4 separate regions of the Homo sapiens genome follow, and all the other regions are linked to region 1. Evidence: chromatin contacts called from ENCODE Hi-C data. All regions are on one chromosome and are shown on one strand. The core of a region is the stretch at or near the end of the contact, and the rest is flanking DNA. Distances in the headings are between cores, read along the strand shown. Region 1 holds the start of ZNF264 (zinc finger protein 264). Region 2 holds the start of ZNF549 (zinc finger protein 549). Region 3 holds the start of ZNF530 (zinc finger protein 530). Region 4 holds the start of ZNF550 (zinc finger protein 550).

Region 1 (3,072 bases), core at 469-2,968:
AGGCATGGTGGTGGGCACCTGTAATCCCAGCTACTCGGGAAGCTGAGGCAGGAGGATCGCTTGAACCTAGGAGGCAGAGGTTGCAGTGAGCGGAGATCGTGCCACTGCACTCCAGCCTAGGTGAAAGAACAAAACTCTGTCTCAAAAAAAAAAAAGAAAGAAAGAAAGAAAACTATAGCGTTAGATTAACCTTTGAGTTAATCTGAGTGGCCACGTGGTCATCTATGGTATGCAGCCACCCACAATACCCCTCCTCAGCATAAAGCAGCCAGAAAGATCACGTCCAGATTCCCCATGATTGAGGAATTGATAAATAGAAACAGGGAACTGAAACCAGCTCCAGTGTCCCATAGAACTGATATTTATGGTTTCTTTTGAATCAACACATTATAGACATTGAGCCTCCCCTTCCTAAAACTCGAGACACTTTTATTTGTCTTATCTGATTTCCTTTCTCAGGAAACCAAGCATCAGGCCTCCCAGATAGTATAAAGAAACTGAAACTTACTGGATTACCACATCTGGAAAAACGAGATGCTATACCCCTTACCCATGATGATTGCCTAACTGACCATCTGCTGCCTGTTGACCCATTCCTCTTCCTTACCCCTTCCTAATTCCTGTTTTCTCAAACATAGTTACACTTCTTCCCTGATGTATAAACCCCTAGTTTTAGTCAGTTGAGGAAAGAGATTTGAGATTGATCTCCCATTTTCCTCAGCTGCAGCACCGAATAAAGCCTTCATCCCTGACAATACTCATTGTCTTGCTGACTGGCCTTCTGTGCAGCAAGCAGCAGGATCTAGATGCAAGGACCTGGCCTTTCTGGTAATATTGTCATCAACCATTTAATGATGTAGACTTGGTCCCCGGCTCATGCTCTGTGTATTTTCTTCTCCATCTACATGCATTGCCTTGATGGTCTCACTCAATATCATGACTTGAAATAACAGTGTAAGGTAACTCCTAAATTCATATATTCATGCTCAAACCTTCTTCCAACATTCAGTCGTAAGTCGAATTGCCTGTGACAGAGATACTTTGTGGTTCTGTAGACATTTCAAACTAACCATCCTGAGCCTCCGAACCTCCTCCACTTGCAGCCTCCCCACCTCAGAAGTGGGCAAATCCACTTTTTGTGTGGTCTGGGCCAAATACATGACTCCCTGCATCACGTAGAGGCTGTGCTGGTCCAAAGAAGGCTCAAAAGAGGGCAGTTTGCGCACACAACGTGTCGGGGCAGGGCTTCCAGATGATCATTCGGCTTTTTTGTGTCTTCCAAGATGATGATCCGGGGAGGAGGGATGTGAAAGGGGGTCAGTCGCCAGGCGAGCTGAGGACCCAGTTCTGCGCCTTTGCCTGTGCCCTGACCTGAAGGAAAGTCCCTGTCTCCCGAGCTCCGATTTTCCCGAGAGAAGAATGCAATGTAACCCTTGCCCCTCGGTTCCCTCCCTCCATCCTTCCCCTCGAGTTGTGCCCACCGTAAAGAGGTGGGTCTGGAGCGTCTCCTCGGGTCCTGGAGTGCCTTTCCCTGGGAGGAAAACTTGCGCCGTGAAGCGTTCCTCCCGTTGTTGAACACATGAGGAAAACTACACTACTTAGAAGGCTGTGCATTATGCGTACGGCGGGAGCTGGGCCAACGACGGCCTAGGACGGGGACGTTTCCGACGGCTCACGCCGGTGGGGGCGGGACTTCCGGGTTGCTCGCTGCGGACGCCATTTTCTTCTGCACTTCTGTCTGGAGAGGTCTGTAGCCACTGAGGGCCCCGGTCGGGGCCGCTTTGCAGGTCCCTAGTCAGGACCGAGCAGGGGAGTAGGATAGGAATCCCCGCCGCACCTTTGTACGAGCCTGACCCCTTCCGTGGGTTTGTTCCTGGGTCGCCGTCAAGCTGCGGTCTCTCCTCCCCCGCCCTTCAGCCCCGCGGTCTCCAGGGGCGGCGCCCTGGGTCTGGAACGCGGTTGCCACCGAGGAGGCGGCGGCCCTGCGTCTGGAACGCCGTTGCCACCGAGGAGGCGGCGGCCCCGAGCGCGCCTGGAAGCCCCGGGCAACCGGCCAGGGTCGGGCACAGGTGGGGTCCGTCAGGCCGCCCGGGGCTCCTCTGTCCCAGCTCTGCGGCCCAGGGGGTGACGTGATGGCGGCAGCGGTGCTGACGGACCGGGCCCAGGTGAGTGGACGGTGGCTTCGCGGTTGCCGCTTCCTTGCCAGCGCTGAGGCGGTTTCCGAAGTGGGTGGGAGCCCAGGTATCCCCTGGATTTGTCTTCGCAGTCGTCGTTCGCTTTGGTGTGTGGAGCTGGTTTGCCACTTAATTTATACCTGGCCGTAAGGAGTGTTGGGCCTACTGGAAGGAGCTCCGTAGGTTGTTGAGTGAATGATGCTTCCTCTGGGGACTCCCATCATCCTTGGCCTGCAAGCATTCTCTGGTGGACCAGGTCTCATTCCAGCATGAATTGGGGGCCTGAGGGGGGAAGGGGAGGGCAGGGCAGTAGCAAGCCGACAAATGCGCGAGCAGAGACAAGGTATGTTGTATGTTTAAGGAGGCTCAGGAGGGTGTGTAAGGTTGCCATGGTTTTCCTGCGGCCGCTGAGACGTGGAGGGCAACAGTGTGTGGTCTTTTCCTGGATGTTCTAGCCATCCGCAACTACTGCAGACATTGTGGCCAGTCAGATGCCCTTACTCTCATCGCTACAGCCTGCATTATCCTTGGCCGCTCGTGTTCCGTGGCCCCAAAGTATCCTGGCGTCAGAGACAAGTTCTGTCGGAACCCAGTAAGGAAAGAGGCCGATGGTTGGTTCATTGTGGAATTTCCTTGGGGGATCTGGGAGACCCAGGGAGATCCCAGAGGGCATGGGAAGCTGGTCTGGAGCCTGTCGTTCCCCAAGTAGATGCAGCCCTTCCAGTGCCGCTCTGTGGGGTCAGTGAGGAATGCTGAGCTTTTTGTGCCCGTGTTCACATACTTTTTTTTGTTTTGAGACAGGGTCTCACTCTGTCGCCCAGGCTGGAGTACAGTGGTGCACTCTCAGCTCACTGCAGTCTCTGCCTCCCAGGTTCAAGCAATTCTCCTGCCCCAGCCT
Region 2 (3,307 bases), core at 780-3,279, 340 kb after region 1:
ATGGAGAAATCCCGTCTCTACTAAAAATACAAAATTAGCTGGGCGTGGTGGCACATGCCTGTAATCCCAGCTACTAGGGAGGCTGAGGCAGGAGAATCGCTTGAACCTGGGAGGTGGAGGTTGCAGTGAGCCGAGATCGTGCCATTGCACTCCAGCCTGGGCAACAAGGGCGAAACTCCATCTCAAAAAAAAAAAATAATAAAAAAATAAAAGGATCAGAAATAAATAATAGTGGAGACAAACGATTGTGATGCCCTACCTTGTTTTAACCTGATTGTCTCTCTCAGCTGAGAGAGCCAAACAGACTCCATTTTTGTTTCTTCACTTGCAGCCCCCTTATCCCCCTCCCTTAAGGACATAACTAGTGCAAGCTGACTCCAAGCACATCCAGGAATGCACTTACTGATAGACACTGAGGCACGCTGTACCAGCAGCTCCTAGGAACGCACTCAGTTAATGGTACCCAAAGCCCCTGCGTTTATCACTTTGTGATAATTAAGCCCCTGCACCTGGAACTGTTTATTTTCCTGTAAATGTTTGTGTAACCATTTATCTTTTAACTTTTTGCCTGTTCTGCTTCTGTAAAAATTGCTTCAGCTAAACTCCCCCTCCCCTATTTAGATCAAGGTATAAAAAGAAATCTAGCCCCTTCTTCGGGGCCAAGAATTTTGAGCTCTAGCTGTCTCTCGGTCGCTGGCAATAAAAGGACTCCAGAATTAGTCTCAGAGTGTGGCATTTCTCTATAACTCGCTCGGTTACAACACTATAGCCAAAGATTACATTCATAAAGATATTTTTACAATATAGGTGTCTTATTTAATATGACTCCAATCTAAATGGTAATTTTTCTAACCTTTCTTAAGTAATTATAAAATGTCAAAATTATAAACAATTAAAAACTAAAGAGAAATGAAGACAATGGATAGCAACAAAAGCTAATTGCTAAATATGGGGGAAAAAAGCCAGGCATGGTGGCTCATGCTTGTAATCCCAGCACTTTAAGGCAGGCGAATCACTTGAGGCCGGTTCTAGACCAGCCTGGCCAACATGGTGAAACCCTGTCTCTACTAAAAATACAAAAATTATCCGGGGGTGGTGGCGCATGCCTGTAGTCCCGGCTACTCGGGAGGCTGAGGCAGGAGAATCGCTTGAACCTGGGAGGTGGAGGTTACAGTGAGCAGAGATTGCACCACTGTACTCCAGTCTGGGCGACAGAGTGAGACTCTGTCAAAAAAAAAAAAGGAAAAAAAGAAAAGAAAAAGAAGATATAATGTTTCTGCAATCTCATTTCAGTTCCACTTATGATAATAGATACATTATGTAATTTAAGTCACTAACACTTGAGGGCAAAAAAACAGAATAAACACAAACGTGTGGGATAAGGGGATGCTGACCCCACTGTTAGTGATCACCTTGGTTGGAGACCCAGGTTTTATCATACAGATGAAGCCTGCAGGTAGCAAGTTTCAGAGAAATAGATTGTAAATGTTTCTTATCAGACTTAAGGTCTATGCTGATGTTATTGCTGTAGGGGTAGAATGAGGCATGTCCAACCCCTTCTTCCATAATGGCCTGAACTAGATTTTCAGGTTAACTCTATAATGCTGAGAGGAGGGGGTCCATTCAGATAGTTGGGAGGCCTTTGAATTTTATTTTTGGTTATAGTTTCTACATTAAAAAAAAGAAAAAAATTAAGGGTCGCGTCAATTCTCAATTGTCAACATTTTTAATGTATTGTATGCAATATATGTCAACTTTTGTGTTGAGAAATGAAGATCAAATCGTATTCTTTTATCCTGTGTATGTAATAGGCTTTGCTGACCCTAGTTTGATGGGTTTTTTCCTTTGTCCTCTCTTTCTTGGATTGAGTCCTCACAGCGCGGCGGACTGCGGCGTGGTAGGAACTACACCACCCAGAATACTGTGCGCCGAGCGTGCCGGGGCCTTAGACCAATCATTGCCCAGGAAAGGGGCACCTCCGTAAGTGCGCAATACGCCAGAATCTTCCGGCGTCTTTCCGGTGGTGGTCGTTTTTGCTGCCTGCGAGCGCGTCCGCGGGCTGGGCGTTTCCGGCTCGCTGGGTCCGGGCCAGGTAACTGGAGCCGGAAACCGGTGGAGGTGGTGTCCGCCCGCAGAGGAGCTTGCCTGGTCTCGGTCTGAGCGTCGCCCAGCGATTTGCCACCGCACGCACGCCGGATCCCGGGCTTTACCGCCCGCCTTTCCAGGCCCCGCCCCGCCTAAAGTCCCATGGCCGAGGCAGCGCTAGTGATTACGCCGCAGGTGAGAGCGGAGTCCTCGGATCCTCACCTGGGTCCTGAGGCCCCGGACTGGGGTCACCTGCGTGGGTCTCTGCAGTTCAGGCCTCTTCTCCAGGACAGCGAGGAGTTCTGGGTGGGGTCCTCAGAGCTGACGGGCGGTGAGGTGAAGAAGGGAGAGCGTTGCGTACCGTGGGGGCTGCACGCGCAGAGCCTGGGAGGTGCGCCGGGGTCGCGAGCATTCGGAAACTTGGGGGCGGACCTGTGTCTGCAGGGAGCAGAGAGAATGAGGAGAAGAAGGCACGGCTGCCATGGCAGCCTGAGCAACCGGGGTTTTTAATTCTGAGTCTTTGGGAGCCATGGAGGGTTGTGAACTAAAGGAGAACACGATCTGAGTGAGGGTCTGAAAAAATATTTCAAAGGCAATGAGTGGAGAAAACAGACTGTTACGGAGTGATGGGGGTGGACGCAGGGATACTGGTGAGGAGACTGCTGTAGTAGGCTCCAGGAGGATTATGGTGGATTCTGGACCAGACGGGTTGCTGAAGGGACCTAAGTAATAAGAATCTTGGTAGATCTTAAAGGTAAAGCCAGCAGGATTTTCTGCTCCATCATTTGTGCCTATGAGCAAAAGTGGGAGTGAAGTATGATCCCAAGTTTTTCTTTTACCTGAACATCTGGAAGAGTTGACAAAGAAATCTGGTGAGGGAGCAGGTTTCAGGGAAATAGTAGGAGTTGAATTTTGGACGTGGTGTTTCTAAATTGCCACAGAGTGAAGTTGTTACATGGGCAGTTGGAATCATAAGTAGAAAATTCATGGGAGGGGACTGACTCAGTGATGTGTAAATGGAGACAGGCTGGGGCGTAGACTCAAGCCAAGCCTTAAATTTAGACGGGAAATCTTAAGGTTTTACTTTGAGATGAAGAGAGGGAGGGCTGAGGCTGGAGGCTGGGAAAGTGTGGGTCGGCCTTGGCGAAGCTGCCTGCAGATAGGAGGGCCATGGGGTTCCGGGGGTACTTCCAAAGGGAATGTGTAAGGAATACACACTGCA
Region 3 (3,327 bases), core at 597-3,096, 410 kb after region 1:
TATGACTGCACTAAAAAAAGCAAAGTAAGTCTATGTTCAGTTCAATTAATTATGTTCAATATTCTTTTTTTTTTTCTCTCTACTGAGATGGAGTCTCACTCTGTCACCAGGCAGGAGTGCAGTGGTGTGATCTCGGCTCACTGCAACCTCCACCTCCTGGGTTCAAGCGCTTCTCCTGCCTCAGCCTCCCAAGTAGCTGGGACTACAGGCGCACGCCACCACACCCAGCTAATTTTTGTATTTTTAGTAGAGACAGGGCTTCACCATGTTGGCCAGGCTGGTCTTGATCTCTTGACCTCATGAGCCACCTGCCTTGGCCTCCTAAAGTGCTGGGATTACAGGCATGAGCCACCGCGCTTGGCCTAGCCACAAGATTATTAATAGTTGTGACGTATAATGTTTTGTGTCGACTTGCCTGCATTAAGGGCTACCCAAATAGTTGGGAAAACCTTAGTACAGGATATGTCTGTGAGAATGTTTATGGAAGATATTAGCAGTTGAGTCTGTAGACAATGTAAAGGAGATCTGGCCTCATCAGTGTTAGGGGCCAACATCCAATGCTTTGAGAGCCAAGATAGAACAAAAAGGCAGAGAAAGAGCAAGTTACTCTCTTCTTGCCCTGGATCATCCACCTTCTGTTTTCCAACATTAAAGTTCTTGGATCTTGGGCCTTTGGACTCTGGAACATACAAGAATGACCCTCACCCAGTTCTCAGGCCTTCAGCCTCCAACTGGGAATTTCACCATAGGCTCCCTTGGTTTTCAGGCCTTCAGATGCAGACTGAATGATACCACCCACCTTCGTGTCTTACCAGGTTGCAAAAGGTATATCCTGGGACTTCTTAGCCTCCATAACTGGATGAGCCAAGTCCCATAATAAATCCCCTCTTGTACATCTATGTATCCTATTGGTTCTGTGTTTCTCTGGAGAATCCTGACTAATACAATAGGTTTCAGTAATTTTCATTTCACAACTGTTTTTCTAAGATGATCTCAACTCCCCATGCAAGCACTGTCCCTGCAGTAACAGTATCAATGATCAAAATTTCCCATCAAAGAGATGAAAGCTAGGTGTCCCAAACCTTTATTCTGGTATTCTGATGTCCCCTTTGCACAAGTGCTCTGACTGTGAACACTACAGACACTGTTCTACTTTAAAATGGCATATGCTAAGTGGCTCTTCTGTTTAGAAAGTTGCTACAATCCTAAAAGAAGCATATCTAAGAATATGGAGGAAGAAATATTATATGAATACAACACTGTTCCTTACAGGGCTAGACACACTCACCGATTACACAGGCAGGAGAGGCATTTTCTGTGAGACAAAATTCCTCTTTCGTCCTCCAGCTTCGGTGCGATCTAACGGATGTTTTATCATTCCTGTCATGGCGCTATGTAAACTCTATTTCCCTTATTCCTTACTGAGCATAATGAAACTCACAAAGCTGACTCTAACGTTCTACTTTACATAAATGTGTGGAGAAAGAAGGTAATGTTTACTAGGCTCTCGCCAAGGGTAGAGGCATTTTGTATCTGAATAACTCTGACTACCTAGGTGACTAGTTGTACACAATACCCTCCAAAAATCTCTGTATGGTACCTTAAAAAAGCAGCGAAGCTCCTCCCTTGTCCAAGGAGGCTGGAGACACCACCTCTCAGCCTTCCCCTCCACCTTTCTCCATAGCAACGGGGTCATTCCTCCCTGAGGTCCAGGAGAAGGGCGACCTCTGCCAGCCCAAGAAGCGGTGAGAACTACATTACCCAGAGGCCCGTGAGCCAGGTTCTTGGCGTGGAGCCAATGAGGCTCAGGGGAGGGACATTTCCGCTCTGTCCAACTTGTCGGAGCGGAACTTCCGGCGTCCTCCCTGTGGCGGGCACTTTGGCTTGTGTCAGTTCCATCCGCGGGTGCCGGATCTGGACCTAGGTGCTGACAGCGAGAAGGCGCGAGGAGAGTCGTTTTCTCAGCTGCACAGCCGGGGCCTGACGGTCGCCGGCGGTGGTGACAGCTTTGCTCTTGTCTCCGCCCGGATCGTCCACCGCTCCCGGCCCGCTCCGCCCAGAGTCCGATGGCGGCGGCACTGAGGGCCCCGACCCAGGTGAGCGCTGCGTCCTCCCGGCCTCCTCTGCCCTCCCCACCCGAAACTGAGGGACGCGTGAAGGGTTTTCTGCAGCCCGGACCGCACTGTCCGGCACAGTGAGGCGCTGGTGCTGGATCTCGTTTCTGGTAGTGTGGCAGGGAGCGGGAGAGCGACACGGTCAGGGGGCTGCGCGGGCAACAGCTTGGAGCTGCGCCTGAGCCGGGAGGCTGGGGAGACCCAGGCCGGCCTCACGCGTGCAGGTAGCAGAGGGTGGGGCAGCGCCGCGCTGCATTGGCCCCACTGAGTTTCACCAGCACACTGAGGGCCACAGCGCGTAGGACAGAAGAGGGGCACGGCCCCAGTCACGCTTCTAAAAGTTTCACAAAAGCTGTTCAGAGGAACGCGCTGGAAGGGCAGTGATGATAGCAGGCATGGAGGGACCTAGTCTTTTTACGAGGTCACAAAGCTGGTAAAAGTCAGCACCAAGGACTGACACCCAGATACAAAGCAGTCATCCCTGGACACCTGGCTCTGGTGTTCCACATTGGAACCAGAAGTCCATGGAGCCACACTTTGGTCACCTGCCTCTCAGAACATGTTTCCTCCCACAGATTGCCACTAGTACTTACAGGTCCGTAAGAAGCACTTGAAGACCCTACAAGGGTAAGTGGAGGAAATCCAGAAGCTCATTGATTCCAGCAATGGGATCTCTAGGATTGGGACTGTGGTGACCTGGGATTCTTTACTTACCGCTTTTCCAGGCCTTGAGCCTAGGGACTCTGAACAAAAATATGTCCAGGGTGAGTATTATATGAGGTGGTGCCTGTTGCTGGCAAATAATAGGATGAATGTGGAAGTTTGTCCCAGAGATAAGTACAGGTGTTTGGAGCTGCTTGGAGGTGAGGCTGAGCTGGTTAAGAGAACCTCAAGTCTCATTTCCTTCTCATGGGAACAGAGAGCAGAGGTACAGGAGTTAGAAACTAAATGGCTGTCTCAGATGTCTTTGTTCTGGAGATGATGGCAGCAATGAAGATTTGGAGCAGAAGAGGGAGGTGATCTTCCCCAGGCCTCATGAGGCTCCTGTGGCTGAGCACAGACAACAGACTGTGGGTTTAAGGGAGTTGGTAGCAATACCAAAGAGGAAAGAGGAGACTACTGCAATAGTCCAGGTGAGTGTAGATGATGTGGGCCAGAGTAGTGGCCACAGTGTGGCAGAAATGGTTGAATTTTGGATTGTAGGTCGGCTCTG
Region 4 (3,162 bases), core at 73-2,572, 370 kb after region 1:
CCAGGGTTGGAAAAAGATCCTAAACAGGCAACTAAATAAATGAGTAAGGCAATGTCAGATGGCCTTAAAGATTCAGATGACAAGAAAACAGAGCAAGGAGACCAAAGAGACTCTGGTCAGCTTTAAACGGTGCAACAGACGAGACCTCTTTAAGCAGCGGACACCAGAGGGAGTCAGAAATAAAGCAAAGGAGGGAGAGGTGGATGAGAAATTAACAACTACGACAGGAGCTGACAGTAATCTGGGCTATCATGAAAGTAATCAGAGTGACTGCTAGAGAGTAACCCTGGGCCTCATGTGTTATCTCCAAAGGGACACTACATCCTGCATACCATCGCCACTGAACATTTTAATGGACTCGTTTTTCACCTGTAACTAAATGTCTTAAACAGGAAAATATACTGTTAGTTGCAACCCAGCGTCCCTTGCCCTAAACTGAAAGACAAATTCCTCAGCCTGCCCTACCACCTTTTCTGCCCTGGCATAGCAGCAACCGCAGAAACGCTCCTCCCACCTCTTTCAGCCGCTGCCCTTCGTGTTGTAGAGACAGGAGGCCAAGGAGGCCAGAGGGTCAGACTCCTGCTGGGGTTGAGTCTCCAAACCTAGCACAGGCCCAGGGAGCAGCTCCGGAAACAACATCCTGAGCGACGTCCCCGGACCGTGCTGTGCACTGAGACGGACACACACACATCACCCAGGGAGCCGTTCAAGCTTCCTCAACCCCGGGGGGGGGAAGAGTAAATATTTCTACTTTGCGCGCGCAAAAATGAAGGACGAGGACAGTAACGGGACTTGTTCAAGGTCGCAGGCCCGAGAAAGGACATGGTTGGAAGAGCCACGAGGAGGACTGCGGTCGCTCCTCTCACCTGTGAGGGGTTCCGGGACCCTAAAAGCCCTATTTCATACCACAACGCCGCGCACCCCAGAAACGGGGACGCTCCCCACGCCACCGCGGGCCTGCATTCCGGACCCGGGACCGCGCGACCCCCTTCTAGGCCTCTAAGAAGCAACGGCAGGGACTGCACTGAGGACGACCCTGAAACGCCGTCCTTCCGCTCGTCGGGCCCGGGACACTGAGGCCGGGTGGCCGCGGGGAGCCGAGCCAGTCTGCTCACCTGCGCTGCGTCCTTCGTCTCCGCCATCCGACCGTTGGCAGGACGAGGCCGCGTGGGGCAGCTCCCACGGGCTCAAAACCCTACCCCGGGTCCTACAACGGTGCGGAGGTGAGCCCCAGTCGCCCTACCATCCTTCCCAGCACAGTTCTGAGAGCGCGGACCAACACGCCCCACCACAAACGTCCACGCCAGCGAGGCCGGAAGTCCCGCCCCTGTGTCGCGGTCGCCTGCCACGCCTTTTCCTGCGCCGGCCCACTGCCTTCTAGGTAATGTAGTCTTGTCCCGTAAGAGGCCAGGCTTGGCTCTTTTTCCTTTTTTATTATGCACACCATGTTTCTGTATATCTCAGATGATCTTAGCGGAGCAAGTGTACACACTGGATTGTAAATTTTTAAAACTTCCTATTATTCGGATGCCTCAACGTCCCTACAAGCAGGCTGTGAGCACTCGCCCAGGCACCCAGGTAAACGAGTTTGATAAAGGGGGCCCTGCCACGAGGTTCCCCGCTTGCCTCCTCTGAGTGACCCAGTGACATTCCCATGTACCAGTAAAATCTTACGCCTGGTTACTGCGTCCTCCTCCACCCTGACGCCAGGCACTGTCCCTGGGACTGGCGTGGATCTGGACCCCCGCTTCCCGCGTGGAGCCATTCCCGGGACATGCTCGTGGGGTTCCGTCTGTGGGACGTCTGCCTCCTCTGTGTGGACTGGTGTTGCCCAGGGCTCAGGAAGGTCTCCAGGGGCCGTGAGTCCCCGCCCGCTTCCGGAGTCCAGCTTCGTGACACCATCGTGAGAAAGAATGCAGGGATGAGTCAAAATGAAGCCAAAGGCAAGAAGCTTTTATTGGGAAGAAAAAGTACACATTTTTGAGAAGAGTGTACTTTTCCCAAGAGAAGAGGGAAATGCGGACGTACGAGGGAGAGCGGGTCATGCACAATGGAGTTTGGGTTTCTAATTTTATGGGCTCTTCTAATTAGGGGGTGGGATAATCATGAGGTTTTTCTAGGAAAAGGTGGGAATTTCTTAGAATTGGGGTGCCAACCATTTTTATACTAAATGTGGGCGTGCTTGGATTGGCCTGGCACTGGTGGGTGTGTGATTTAATGTGGCAATGAGTGTATAATTAGGTCTGGGGTAGGAAATGGGTCAAATCTAGCGTCATGGGACAGCCTAGCCCCAATCCTGTTTGTTAAGGTCTCATCAGCCCAGTCTTCTTGTTGGAGTAGCTAATTTTAACAGCTTGATGTTTTCCCCCTTCTCCTGTGACCACACAGCATTCCTATTTTGTGGGTGTTTCTTTAATTAGAGAGTGGAATAATTATTAGGTATTCTGGAAAAGGAGGGAAATTCAGGGACCCACCTGGTTACTGCCCCCTTTCTCTCTTATTTGGCTTTGCCCAGAAGAGTCATGGACATGTCATCCTGACTGGGATTTTGGCCATTCTTTCTCTTATTTTGGGTTTTCTGTTATCCTATGGTTTCTTTGCCTAGTTCTTGTTTTTATTTGTTGTTCGAATTTTTCCATCCTCCTGCAACCACCCAGTGCTATTCCTATATCACTGTGAGTATAAACACCCTTTAACCTTATAGGCTTCTTGAAGTATAATTCCCAAGACCATGTTGCAGTGGTCCTTAAAGAACCAATAAGGCAGAGAGAAACAAACATGTTCCAAATTTTGTTCTCAGGAGTAAACCTTACTCAATTGTTAAAGGCTGTAGCTAGCTCAAAAGAAGTTTCCTTGACTCTGAAAAACAAAACAAGGATCAGCAATGTTCCAAGCAAAAGTCAAAAAGATTATTTCAGTTTTTCTATTAGTTCAGCCTATTCTGTTAACTCTTGTTCTGCTTGATATTTATAAACATTTTAGCTTTTCATGAGTCCTGTATGTTTTTCAGTTATCAGAAACCTGCATTTAGGAATACCTGTTAAAGTATTCCTACATCTGATTATGAACCATATTTTGAAGAGGATTAAAACAAGACAACAATTGTCTGTAAATGACAAAATGTCCAGGGTGGTTAGTCAAAAACATGATTGACAAAAAAAA

Evidence for each region. Hi-C counts contacts between places; a loop is a spot of excess contacts on that map. Pooled maps may share reads with other maps.
Region 2: a loop to region 1 is called in a pooled map, with 7 times the contacts of the local background. The contact joins the promoter of ZNF549 here to the promoter of ZNF264 in region 1. A Hi-C loop is called at or near these places in 2 of 37 single-sample maps with no recorded cell type and 8 of 50 pooled maps.
Region 3: a pooled map shows a loop between it and region 1 (5-fold over the local background). The contact joins the promoter of ZNF530 here to the promoter of ZNF264 in region 1. A Hi-C loop is called at or near these places in 5 of 50 pooled maps.
Region 4: a loop to region 1 is called in a pooled map, with 15 times the contacts of the local background. The contact joins the promoter of ZNF550 here to the promoter of ZNF264 in region 1. A Hi-C loop is called at or near these places in 6 of 50 pooled maps.

The regions. Positions count from the first base shown.
Region 1 is chr19:57,189,782-57,192,853 of GRCh38, forward strand. It overlaps ZNF264 (zinc finger protein 264), which reads left to right and starts at 1,719. Exons shown (of 4, transcript NM_003417.5): 1 at 1,719-2,165. The coding sequence starts at 2,133. RefSeq lists enhancers at 1,555-1,614, 1,635-1,724, 1,735-1,794 and a silencer at 1,965-2,234.
Region 2 is chr19:57,525,327-57,528,633 of GRCh38, forward strand. ZNF549 (zinc finger protein 549) reads left to right here and starts at 2,030. Exons shown (of 4, transcript NM_001199295.2): 1 at 2,030-2,280. The coding sequence starts at 2,248.
Region 3 is chr19:57,598,039-57,601,365 of GRCh38, forward strand. It overlaps ZNF530 (zinc finger protein 530), which reads left to right and starts at 1,847. Exons shown (of 4, transcript NM_001321981.2): 1 at 1,847-2,096; 2 at 2,690-2,741. RefSeq lists enhancers at 1,895-2,104, 2,195-2,314.
Region 4 is chr19:57,558,541-57,561,702 of GRCh38, forward strand. ZNF550 (zinc finger protein 550) reads right to left here and starts at 1,323. Exons shown (of 4, transcript NM_001397372.1): 1 at 1,116-1,323. The coding sequence starts at 1,142. LOC124904781 (a long non-coding RNA gene) reads left to right here and starts at 1,402. Exons shown (of 2, transcript XR_007067357.1): 1 at 1,402-1,578. RefSeq lists enhancers at 365-444, 589-1,453, 895-944, 1,431-2,630, 1,575-1,684.